Linked DNA regions of Homo sapiens: region 1 is linked to region 2. A link is an interaction called in ENCODE POLR2A ChIA-PET data of the cell type or tissue named here. Cell type or tissue: PC-3. All regions are shown on one strand. Links, peaks and the distances in the headings refer to the core of each region. The heading gives the core; the rest is flanking DNA.

Evidence for each region. Peaks named below come from ENCODE experiments on the same cell type or tissue, not always from the same donor. Only the 100,000 strongest peaks of a DNase experiment are listed, where the experiment ranks them.
Region 1: POLR2A ChIA-PET joins it to region 2 with 6 read pairs; 2 of 35 experiments call an interaction of 5 or more read pairs at or near these places.

What each region holds. Positions count from the first base shown.
Region 1 is chr2:141,338,925-141,344,314 of GRCh38, forward strand. The region is part of intron 3 of LRP1B (LDL receptor related protein 1B); the gene reads right to left. Among named protein-coding and RNA genes, the nearest start is that of MIR7157, 750 kb to the left of the region's middle. In PC-3, for the core only: no CTCF peak of the experiment used is centred there; a DNase peak (open chromatin) is centred at 2,757; H3K27ac peaks cover 993 bases.
Region 2 is chr2:141,274,606-141,279,995 of GRCh38, forward strand. The region is part of intron 3 of LRP1B (LDL receptor related protein 1B); the gene reads right to left. Among named protein-coding and RNA genes, the nearest start is that of MIR7157, 690 kb to the left of the region's middle. In PC-3, for the core only: no CTCF peak of the experiment used is centred there; no DNase peak of the experiment used is centred there.

The DNA.
Region 1 (5,390 bases), core at 286-5,285, 64 kb after region 2:
TTTTCTCATGCCTTCTCCCTAATGTTGACCAGCCTGCCATTCATAGGATATGACAGGCGTTCATGACTCTTGTTGCTTGCTTGCATTTTCTCTCGGTGAGAATGTGTTTCTCCTCCCTACTTCACTTGGCCAACTTCCTTTTATTCTTCAGAACTGACAGGAATCATGCTACTTTCCAGAATATTTTCCCTGAACTCCAGGCTAAGACTTAACATGCTTCCTCTGGTGTTTTTTTATATGACTTTTTTCAAAAAAGATATTGTTTTACTCTACATTTTATGTCTATAAATTTTTTCCCTAATTAGATTATAAGTGATTCAAGGGCAGGAATCTTGCTTCTTTATGTTTGTCATCTCACTACTGCTTGGGGTAACGCAAAAAAAAAAAAAAGCATTCAAAACTACTGAATTTAATTGAACATATAATGAACTTTCTAAAGTCAATACTCTGGACCTTTGATGGAATAGAGATTAAGTCTTGAGACAATTTTAGGCTTTTCTTTTACTACATATTGGGCTTAAAACTTGGCTTTACCATATGCTAGATGTATGCCAGTCAGCAAGTTAAACATCCCTCATTACCTCAGTTTTCTCATCTGAAAAAGAGAGCTGGTAATAGTACTTCTCTCAAAAAGCTGCAGAGCCTTGCAGAAATAATCATAAGCAGAGAGCAAAAGGAATGGTTAGTGATACAAGTCAGCACTCCTTGTATATTCTCTAACCACTGGCGAAACCAGTCTCAGTTTGAATGTGGCGTGGTTTCAACATGAAGTCAATCATATTAAAAGATTTTCTTTCAAATAATTTGGCCCAGAGAAGAGTCATGGTTTATTTATTTTTCTCTTTTATTTATTTATTTATTTATTTATTTTACAGCTTTAGAGGGCAGCAGTGCAGGTCTGTTACATGGACATATTGTGTGGTGGTAAAGGCTGGGTGTTTAGTGCACTCATCACCAGATCAGTGAACATTGTGCCAAATAGGTAATTTTTCAGCTTTCACCCCCCTCCAAACCTCCCCACCACTGGAGTCTCCAGGTGTCTCTCATTCTCCTCTATATGTCTATGTGTACCCACTGTTTAGCTCCCACTTAGAAGTGAGAGAGACATAGTTTAACGGCAAGAAATAACTCCAATATAAAGCTTCTCACACCTCTAGCCATCTTCTTTAATCACCCATCTCATTTATAGTTTTGTGAGTAACTAAATTCTGTGCTATTTATGTAGGTTTGACCGAAGAAAAATCCCCTTCAACTTTTGAATAGTTTGGAATATGCCTGTTAAAGTGGAAAGAACAATCAAGTCTATTTCTTCTGATTACTTGCAATTTGGTAGCCAATTTTATTACAAGCCTCATGTGAGAAGCACCAGGCAGCACTGTTTGCTGACTATATCAATTCTTTTTCAAATTGTTCAACACATTTCAAAGTCTCAGCATACAATTTCCTTGCTTTTCTTCACATCAGAGTGAGAAAAGGGTACATAAATCTTTAGAAAATGAGGCCTCTGAAGCAGCAAGAATAATGCTATTGTCAATATACTAAAAGCTGTTTTAACTCTTCTATACAATTCTTATAAAAGCAAAAATGCCTTTAATAAATGCAGTGACCCTGATAAAAATAAAAGATTACTATATACATACCATTACAAATGTTCTAAAAGGTTTCATGTAGTACTTCACTAATTTAAGTGATCTCTGTAATGAGGGACTCCAAGCTATTTCATTATCATAATTTTATTGCTGACCCACCAAAGAAAAGGTAATATAATCTTCAAATTATCCTAGCTCTCTAGTATTCATCAAGGAAGGGAATTTAAACAGTCAATACCCCTTGAAAAGTAGTCTTCTTTCAGTAATACTTATTTTAAGTTGCCATGACTTAAATAGTTTTGCCTCTGGTCTAGATGTCATTTCAAACAGGAAGAAACAGAACAACAAAAAACAATCAGGAACTTTAAAAAATTACTGAAGAAACATTTCAAACTCAAGAGGAGAGTTTGGGCACAGATACGCAGATAAGTATGTATTATTGCTAAGTTTTGATCGCACAGACAAAACCAAGCCCAGGTGCTCAAAATAATCCAGTGATGAAAATGATCTAGATTTTCAATTCTAAGATGATACATCATGGCAAATATAGGAAAAAGATAGCATTTATGGATGAGTTACTTATATTAATCCATAGCTGTCACTATGCATTAAGTATGATTGATATCTCCCTTGTACATTTTAGGAAGCAAGCACAGGCTAATCTGCAGATGAAGTAGTGTTTAGCATGTACCTGGATAGAAATGAGCAGCTTTCAACAGTGCCTAATTTGAGCCATTCTGAGCATCTGAATACTGAATGTCATACCCATGTATGGAATTCTCACTTCAGTTATCTCTAATAATTCCTACAGGGATTTTTTTTATCTTGAACTGTTTAAAAACAAAGTTATGAAAATTTTACGCATACACACATTTCTCAGATCAGTTTCCAGTTCCTCCTCATTAAAGAAATAGAGATTGGCTTAGATCTAAATGTCTTCTCTCCCTCTTTCCCTCCCTCTCTCTATGATGTATGACTCACTATTTTTACGTCTCACAATGCTTTATTTTCAATTTAATACACTTCTCTTCATGTTTCAGTGACACAGTGGAAACTGGCCAGATGTTAAATAATAACATTCTCTTTTCCTAGTTACATAGCAGCACTACAGTTTTTAGCTTTCCTTGTACTTAAGTAGGGACCATATAACTCATCCCCAAAGAATGCGGATGGAAATAATGTGAGCTTCTTCCAGGCCTTGCCACAAAAACCATTCATGAGATTATCCACACATCTTTCCTCTTCTACTGCCATTTTTAAAAGATGTCAGCATCATAAGATGGAAAGATCTTGGCCCTGAGTCATTATTTAAAGCAGGAACTGCCTGAACTGCATAGATATAAACTTTGTGTAAAACCAATATTTGGAGGGGTGTTTATGATAGCAGTCAGCATCATTATCCTGCATAATCAAAATGTTAAGGTCATTGAAAGATATCATAACCCAGGCGGCCGGGCGCAGTAGCTCACACCTGTAATCCCAGCACTTTGGGAGGCCGAGGCGGGCGGATCACGAGGTCAGGAGATCAAGACCATTCTGGCTAACACAATGAAACCCCGTCTCCACTAAAAATACAAAAAATTAGCCAGGAGTGGTGGTGGGCGCCTGTAGTCCTAGCTACTTGGGAGGCTGAGGCAGGAGAATGGCGTGAACTTGGGAGGTGGAGGTTGCAGTGAGCCGAGATCGTGCCACCGCACTCCAGCCAGGGTGACAGAGTGAGACTCCATCTCAAAAAAAAAAAAAATAAAATAAATAAAAATAAAATAAATAAATAAATAAATAAATAAAAGGTATCATAACCCAATATCATTCTGTCACTGGCCTACAATGGATGTCTGAATTTTCTATAACTACTCACAACTTTGGTTGCAATCTTCAGAATCAGTGTCAATACATTATGGCCAAAAGGTAATTCACTAAATGATTAATATCTTACCAGTATGTGACAGAAATAACACCAACTTAAACTCACAAGGTCTGAGCTATAGAATAACCCATTTAGAGAAGAACATGAATGACCTGATTGAACTGAAAAACACAGCACAAGAACTTCATGAAGCATACACAAGTATCGATAGCCGAACTGAGCAAGCAGAAGAAAGGATATCAGAGATCGAAGAACAACTTAATGAAATAAAGTGTGAAGACAAGATTAGAGCAAAAAGAATGAAAAGGAACAAACAAAGCCTTCAAGAAATATGGGACTATGTGAAAAGACCAAACCTACATTGGAATGGTGTACCTGAAAGTGACAGGGAGAATGAAACCAAATTGCAAAACACCCTTCAGGATATTATCCAGGAGAACTTCCTCAACCTAGCAAGACAGGCCAACATTCAAATTCAGGAAATACAGAGAACACCACAAAGATATTCCTTGAGAAGAGCAACCCCAAGACACGTAATCGTCAGATTCACCAAGGTTGACATGAAGGAAAAAAATGTTAAGGGCAGCCAGAGAGAAAGGTCGGGTTACCCACAAAGGGAAGCCCATCCGACTAACAGAGGGTCTCTCTGCAGAAACCCTACAAGCCAGAAGAGAGTGGGGGCCAATATTCAACATTCTTAATGATTCATACTTTTTAAGTCACATTTTCTCTGTTTAATTTTGAATTTCTATTACTACATCTTTAAATTTACTAATCTTCTATTCCAAATGTATAATCGTCCATTATTCCCATGTAGTGGAGTTTTCATTTCAGCATTGTAGTTTTCATCACTAGAAGTTCTATTTAGGTCTTTGCATAATTTCTTTATCTCTACTTAACATACCCAGTCTTTCCTGTAGCTTCTTGAACTTATGGAATACAGTTACAAGAATTATTCTAATAGCCTTGTCTACTACTTCTATCATCTGTATCATTTTCAACAGATTTTTAGTCCTAAGTATGAATCAAATTTTCTTGCTTTTTTGATTGGCTGTCAATTTTTGATTGAACACAAGATAATGTGATTCACGCTTTTGTGTGCTAGATATTTTTGTGGGCCTGTAATTATTTTTGAGCTTTGTTTTGTGAAGCAGTTATTTAGAAATGGGGTGAATCTTTCTGGTCTTTATGTTAAGCTTTGTTTGATAGAGCCAGAACAGCATTTCAGGCTAGATCTAATTTTTCCACATTAATGATGCAAAGCACTTCTGATAAGCTTACTTTATGATGTGTGAATCACTCTGGCTGATGGGAAGAGGCACTATGTCCAGTCTGCTTTGAGCTCTGTAAATTTTCCCCTCTAATCCTTACAGGTTGCTTTTTACCTAGCCTTGTATAGTTTTCTTATAAGCATGTGCTCATTAGTGTTCTCATGTGAATAATAGAAGAAAATGTTCTGCAGATCTCCAAAGTTCTTTTTGGTTCCTTCCTCTTGAGATTCGTTCCCTGGGAATTCTAGCCACCTTGACCTCACAGAATTCCCAGCTCTCTCTCTCTTTGGCTCAGGAAGACATCTGTGGTCTGCCTAGAGGAACCTCCCCATGCCACAGTCTGGAAGATTTTTTCAGACAATATCTGAGGCGATCAAGTGCCCACCTCATTTGTTTCCTATCTTTCAGGAAACATTGCCCTTTATTACCCAGTGCCCATGTCTTGAAAACCATTGTTTCATGCATTTTGTGTTTTGACGTTGTTTCCTTGTTTTAGGTCAAAGGGTAAATCTCATCTCTGTCATGTCCCCTTGGCTGGAATAGAAAGCCTGATTGAAATTTAAATAAAATTATGTCCCTCCTTTCCTTAAAAATCTTCTCTTCACATCTCACTTAGTAACAGCTAAAGTCCTTACACAGGTCTACAGGGTCCTACATAACAAG
Region 2 (5,390 bases), core at 182-5,181:
AAAATGTTCTATAATTTATTGCAGTGATGGTTGCACAACTATAAATATATTAAAAATCTTTAGATTTTCATACTTCAGTTGGGTAAATTGTATGGTATGTAAATAATACCATTATAAAGCCATTATTTTTAAATCACATACAAAAAAACTAGACATTACAATGGCACTGAAAACTTCAGTAGCAGAAGTGGAATTTAGAAAGCAGTTAAGTACTACCTTAAATTCTAATATATAATGATTTTCAACTTCTACTTCTATGCATAGTCAAACTATCAGTTAAGAGAACAGAATAAAGACGTTTTTGGACATATAAGTCAACCAAAAATTTATTACCCAAGCAACTTTTCTCAGGAAGCTTATACAGAAGCAACAATACAGAAACATTTTTGTCCTCCACCAAAAAAGAGAAAACCAAGTTGGAAAAAGGCGAATGATCCAGAAGACAGAAGAGCCTACACATGAGAAAGCAAAGCTACTTCCCAGGAGGCTGGTAAAAGGAAATCCTGATAACACCCATGCAACCAGTCTAAACTACAACAAATACACAAGGGGTTTCAGAAGTTGTATCACCAATAATTTTTTTTAAAATAGTAAAGTAAATAAATGTATTCATAGCATACTATGTGGTTCAGCTCTCTAGATAATATACAAGGAGGTGAAAACAGTGAATATTGGTTTAAACAATACTGTGATATAATATTGGAAACATCTGTGTGGTAGGCAGAGTATGGGGGAGAATTCTAAGCAAACAAAATATTCATCTTTCAGTAGGGAGGGAGTTGATGGTACCTAAACTGGAAAAGTCAGGAAATACCAGTAATGGTCGGGTGTGGTGGCTCATGCCTGCAATCCCAGCACTTTGGGCGGCCAAGGCGAGTGAATTGCTTGAGCCCAGGAGTTTGAGATCAGCCTGGGCAACATGGCAAAACCCCATCTGTACAAAAAAATACAAAAATCAGCTGGGCATGGTGGTGCATGTCTGTAGTCTTGACTACTATTTGGGAGGCTGAGGTGGGAGGATAACTTAAGCCCAGAAGGTTGACGCTGCAGTAAGCCATAATTGCGCCACTGCACTCTAGGATGGATGACAGAGTGAGACCCTTTTTCAAAAAATAAAAGAAAAGAAATATCAGTATAAGCATGTTATTTTTTAAATATGCAGACTAAAACACATTCAAAGAAAAGCTAAAAGTGGGGTGTCTTTGGAGAACAGAAATTAGAAATGGCGTAGTGTGAAGTAGATAACCACTCATCTGTATGTTAAGCTTTACAGAACAATTTGAATTTTAAGCCATGTAATGTACATATATATATATATACACATACACATATATAAAACTTTTATTTCAAAACTGATTAAGTTAAAAATATAAACCAGATGGCCTCTCTATAAGTTTTCACATATAATCAGTGCAAACATGTTTACACTTTTGGGTGCTTTCTGAGGGATTTCATCAAACAAAAGTATTCATTTTAATGGATCATATTTTTTTGGTGAAGGCTATCTTAGCTGTTTTCACTCATTGCTTTCCAAAAGTATTTTATTTTTTATTTCCACTTTCCAAAACACTTGTAATATTTAATTCTCTCAACCTGTTTGTGGTTTCACATAACTATCTTCACTTCCTTCGCAGCACTTACCACAGTCTGTAAATTATTTCAATTATTCTTTGGCTTGATAATTTTTACTTTTTTTTTTAGCTTTTAGTTTTAGGGGTACATGTGCAGGTTTGCTATATAGGTAAGTTGTGTGTCACTGGGGTTTGGTGTATAGATTATTTTGTCACTGAGGTAATAAGCACAGTATCTAACAGGTAGTTTTTCCATCTTGACTCTCCTCCCACCTCCCAGCCTCAAGTAGGCCCCAGTGTCTTTTGTTCCCTTCTTTGTGTCCATATGTACTCAATGTTTAACTCCCATTTACTAGTGAGAACACATGGGGTTTGTTTTTCTGTTCCTGCATTAGTTTGCTTAGGATAATGGCCTCCAGCTCCATCCATGTTGATGCAAAGGATATAATCTCATTCTATTTTTTTCTTTCTTTCTTTCTTTCTTTTTTTTTTTTTTTTGAGACAGAGTGTTGCTCTGTCGCCCAGGCTGGAGTGCAGTGGCAAGATCTTGGCTCACTGCAAGCTCCGCCTCCCCGGTTCACGCCATTCTCCTGCCTCAGCCTCCCGAGTAGCTGGGACTACAAGCGGCCGCCACCACGCCCAGCTAACTTTTTGTATTTTTAGTAGAGATGGGGTTTCACCCTGTTAGCCAGGATGGTCTTGATCTCCTGACCTCGTGATCTGCCCGCCTCGGCCTCCCAGAGTGCTGGGATTACAGGCGCGAGACACCGCTCCCGGCCCCCATCTCATTCTATTTTTATGGATATGTATACATAGTATTCCATGGTGTACATGTGTCAAATTTTCTTTATCTGGTCTACTGTTCATGGGCATCTAGGTTGATTCCATGTCTTTGCTATTATGAATAGTGCTGTAATAAACATGCAAGTGCATACGTCTTTATGGTAGAACAATTTATTTTCCTTTGGGTGTATATTTAATAATGGGATTCCTGGGTCAAACGATAGTTCTGTTTCAAGCTATTTGAGAAATCGCCAACCTACTTTCCACAGTGGTTGAACAAATTTACATTCCCACCAGCAGTGTATAAGCATTCCCTTTTCACCACAGTCTTGCCAGAATCTGTTATTTTTAGGCTTTTTAATAATAGCCATTCTAACTGATGTGAGATGGTATCTGACTGTGGTTTCGATTTGCATTTCTCTAATGATTAGTGATGTTGAACATTTTTTCATATGTTTGTTGGCCACGTGTATGTCTTCTTTTGAAAAGTTCCACAGGTAGTTTAATTGCTTTCACTTTTTCTTGCCTTCAGTGTTAACTGTGAATACTGTTGAGATATCATTTAATAACATAGCTTCAGGCTGATTAACTGAACAGCAAAGCCATGATTAAAACTTTAACTTTTGGGAATAAAAGATAGCAGATTATATAATCAGAAAATATATGGATGGGAGTATATATTTTTTGTTGTTGTTGTTTTTCATCCTTTTTTTTTTTTTTTCTGTTGGTGCATATATGTCAGATTGGAAAAAGCTAGCCTATGACACCCAGGGAAAGAATGTGAGGTGAATGTTCTCACCCAAAAAGAAGATCACACAATCCAATTATTATTTAGAAGTGGTGCAGATACAAGATAATTTAAAAAGAGAGTAGTATATTAATCACAAGTGCTACCCAAAGGGGCAGATTATATGTATTTGCACATTGGAAAGGCAAACAAAATAAAACCCTCAAAAATCCCAAAATAAAATACAATAACCTTATGGGATATTGCAATGACACGTAAGAATAATAATATCCATACTTCTTGAAAATAATAAGAAAACATTAAGTAAATATAAGAGCTCAAGCTTATCTTCCCAATATTTCAACAAGCAAATTTATTTTGATTCGTGAGCATGAGTCAAACTCATCAAAATCCTAAGTTGTCTCAAATTTCCTTTCTTAGACTCATTATATGTACTCTACAAAGGTAAAGGAAAAAAATATAATAAAGTTTCTGAAGGAGAGGTATTAATGCTTCAGGAGAAATTGGCTGGGGCTCAGAGAATTGCTCAGTCCCAGGAAGAGTCACCTTGAGATTATCCAAATTTTCTGTTACATTCTAGGTAGAACCCAGTACTCCAGGCTTCTATCCTTGCTTCGGGCCTGGCAAAGATAGGCTTCCTAGTATAAATAGTATATAATAGTATATTCCTAGTATAAATAGGTCAGCTGCAGAAGAAGGCTTTGGATCTTGTTTGTACTATGCCACGTTAGAAACCTGTTCACTTTGGCCTTTAATTTTAAAATTAATTAATCTATTATTTAATTAACTACATGTACTGGGTCACGTTGCTGACTAAGTAAAGCAGAGTGAATTTCCTAAGGCTATAATCCGACTCTTAGGAAGAAAGATTAGTGTAACACTATGGCTAAAATGATGAGGGTGATCTTTTCCCTTAGCTTATTTTTATTTCACCTAGGGAATACTTTGCATAGAAGGAGCAAAGGGACCCATGAGGCCTGCTTTGTTGAAGCTTAAAATAATGTAGGCTTCACAATTCCATACATTCAAGTCTGGAAGACCAACAGACTGACTTCTGCCTAAACTGGTCTTCTGTTTATCTTTTGGGGGTAAAATATCCAGGGAAGGCTGAGTTGATACCCTTTCCTTAATTTTACTTCTTGCCCTTTCCTATTATCTGTCTCTGGCCAATACTGAGATTTCTTCAATTACTCTTAATTGCACAGGCAGAATACACAGCCTGAGAGTGGAGCTAGAAGAAAACACTTGGTTCCGTTTTATTGGAGGGGATGGACATACCTATTTACCTATGCAAAAATTATTTAAATTAGCCAACAGATAAATTATTCAAGGATTATCATTAATTTATGTGAAGAATAATTATTCTCTCATACTTTATAACATCTCTGATTTTGTAAATAAATAGGACATTTTAAATTAACAGTTTTTTGGGGGATAGTAGGTATCTTATACAAACCATACAGAAACGAAGCAAAAAAAAAGGTTGAAAAGATTAAATGAATTGATTATGCACCTAATTTTTTAAATGTTTATAGTAATTCTTATAATGTTAAATATTGAGTATTTTGGGGAAGGAATCAAGGCATATACTCAGGAGAATTCATTTTAGAAATCCATGATGCAGGTTGCAAAATTATCCTAACACCAAGTCTTACAGTAAATCCTTTTGGTTCTATGGATTTTTGATACTTGGAAAAGTACCAAAAGATTGGTACTGTAGAAGTGATTACTCAAAGAGTTAATTGCCTTCTAGAACAATTTAATCAGTCCTTAGGGTAATAGAAAGTGGTTTGCTTGGCATGTCACAAATTAGAAAACAATTGCTTGAAAGCATTGCAAGAAAAAGTACTGGATTTCTCCAGTACCCCCAGGGCCTTAGGAGTGTCTGACACATGAAATATGTCAGTAAACATGTGCTGAATGAAAACTACATGTCTGTCATATTTCATTTCTTCTTTTGGAGCCTGGAACAAGCTATCCTCTCAACGAAGATGTGATTCATTCGTTTGCCTCTTAATATAGGCAAGCTCTGACTTACGATTTGTCAATCTGAGCAGCACTAATTTTTGGAGGGGAGGGATAATACAATAGGTTGTTTTCAAACATGTTGGTGAAGATAAGGGATAATACAATAGGTTGTTTTCAAACATGTTGGTGAAGATAAAGTTAATGTCTCAAGGCAAGCTAGTCACTGTCAATAGAAAATCAGTTTCCATTAGCAATTTACTTTTATTTTGTGGATGCAAACTTATAGACTGTGGGTCCCTTATCTCTTCTTCTACCAGCAG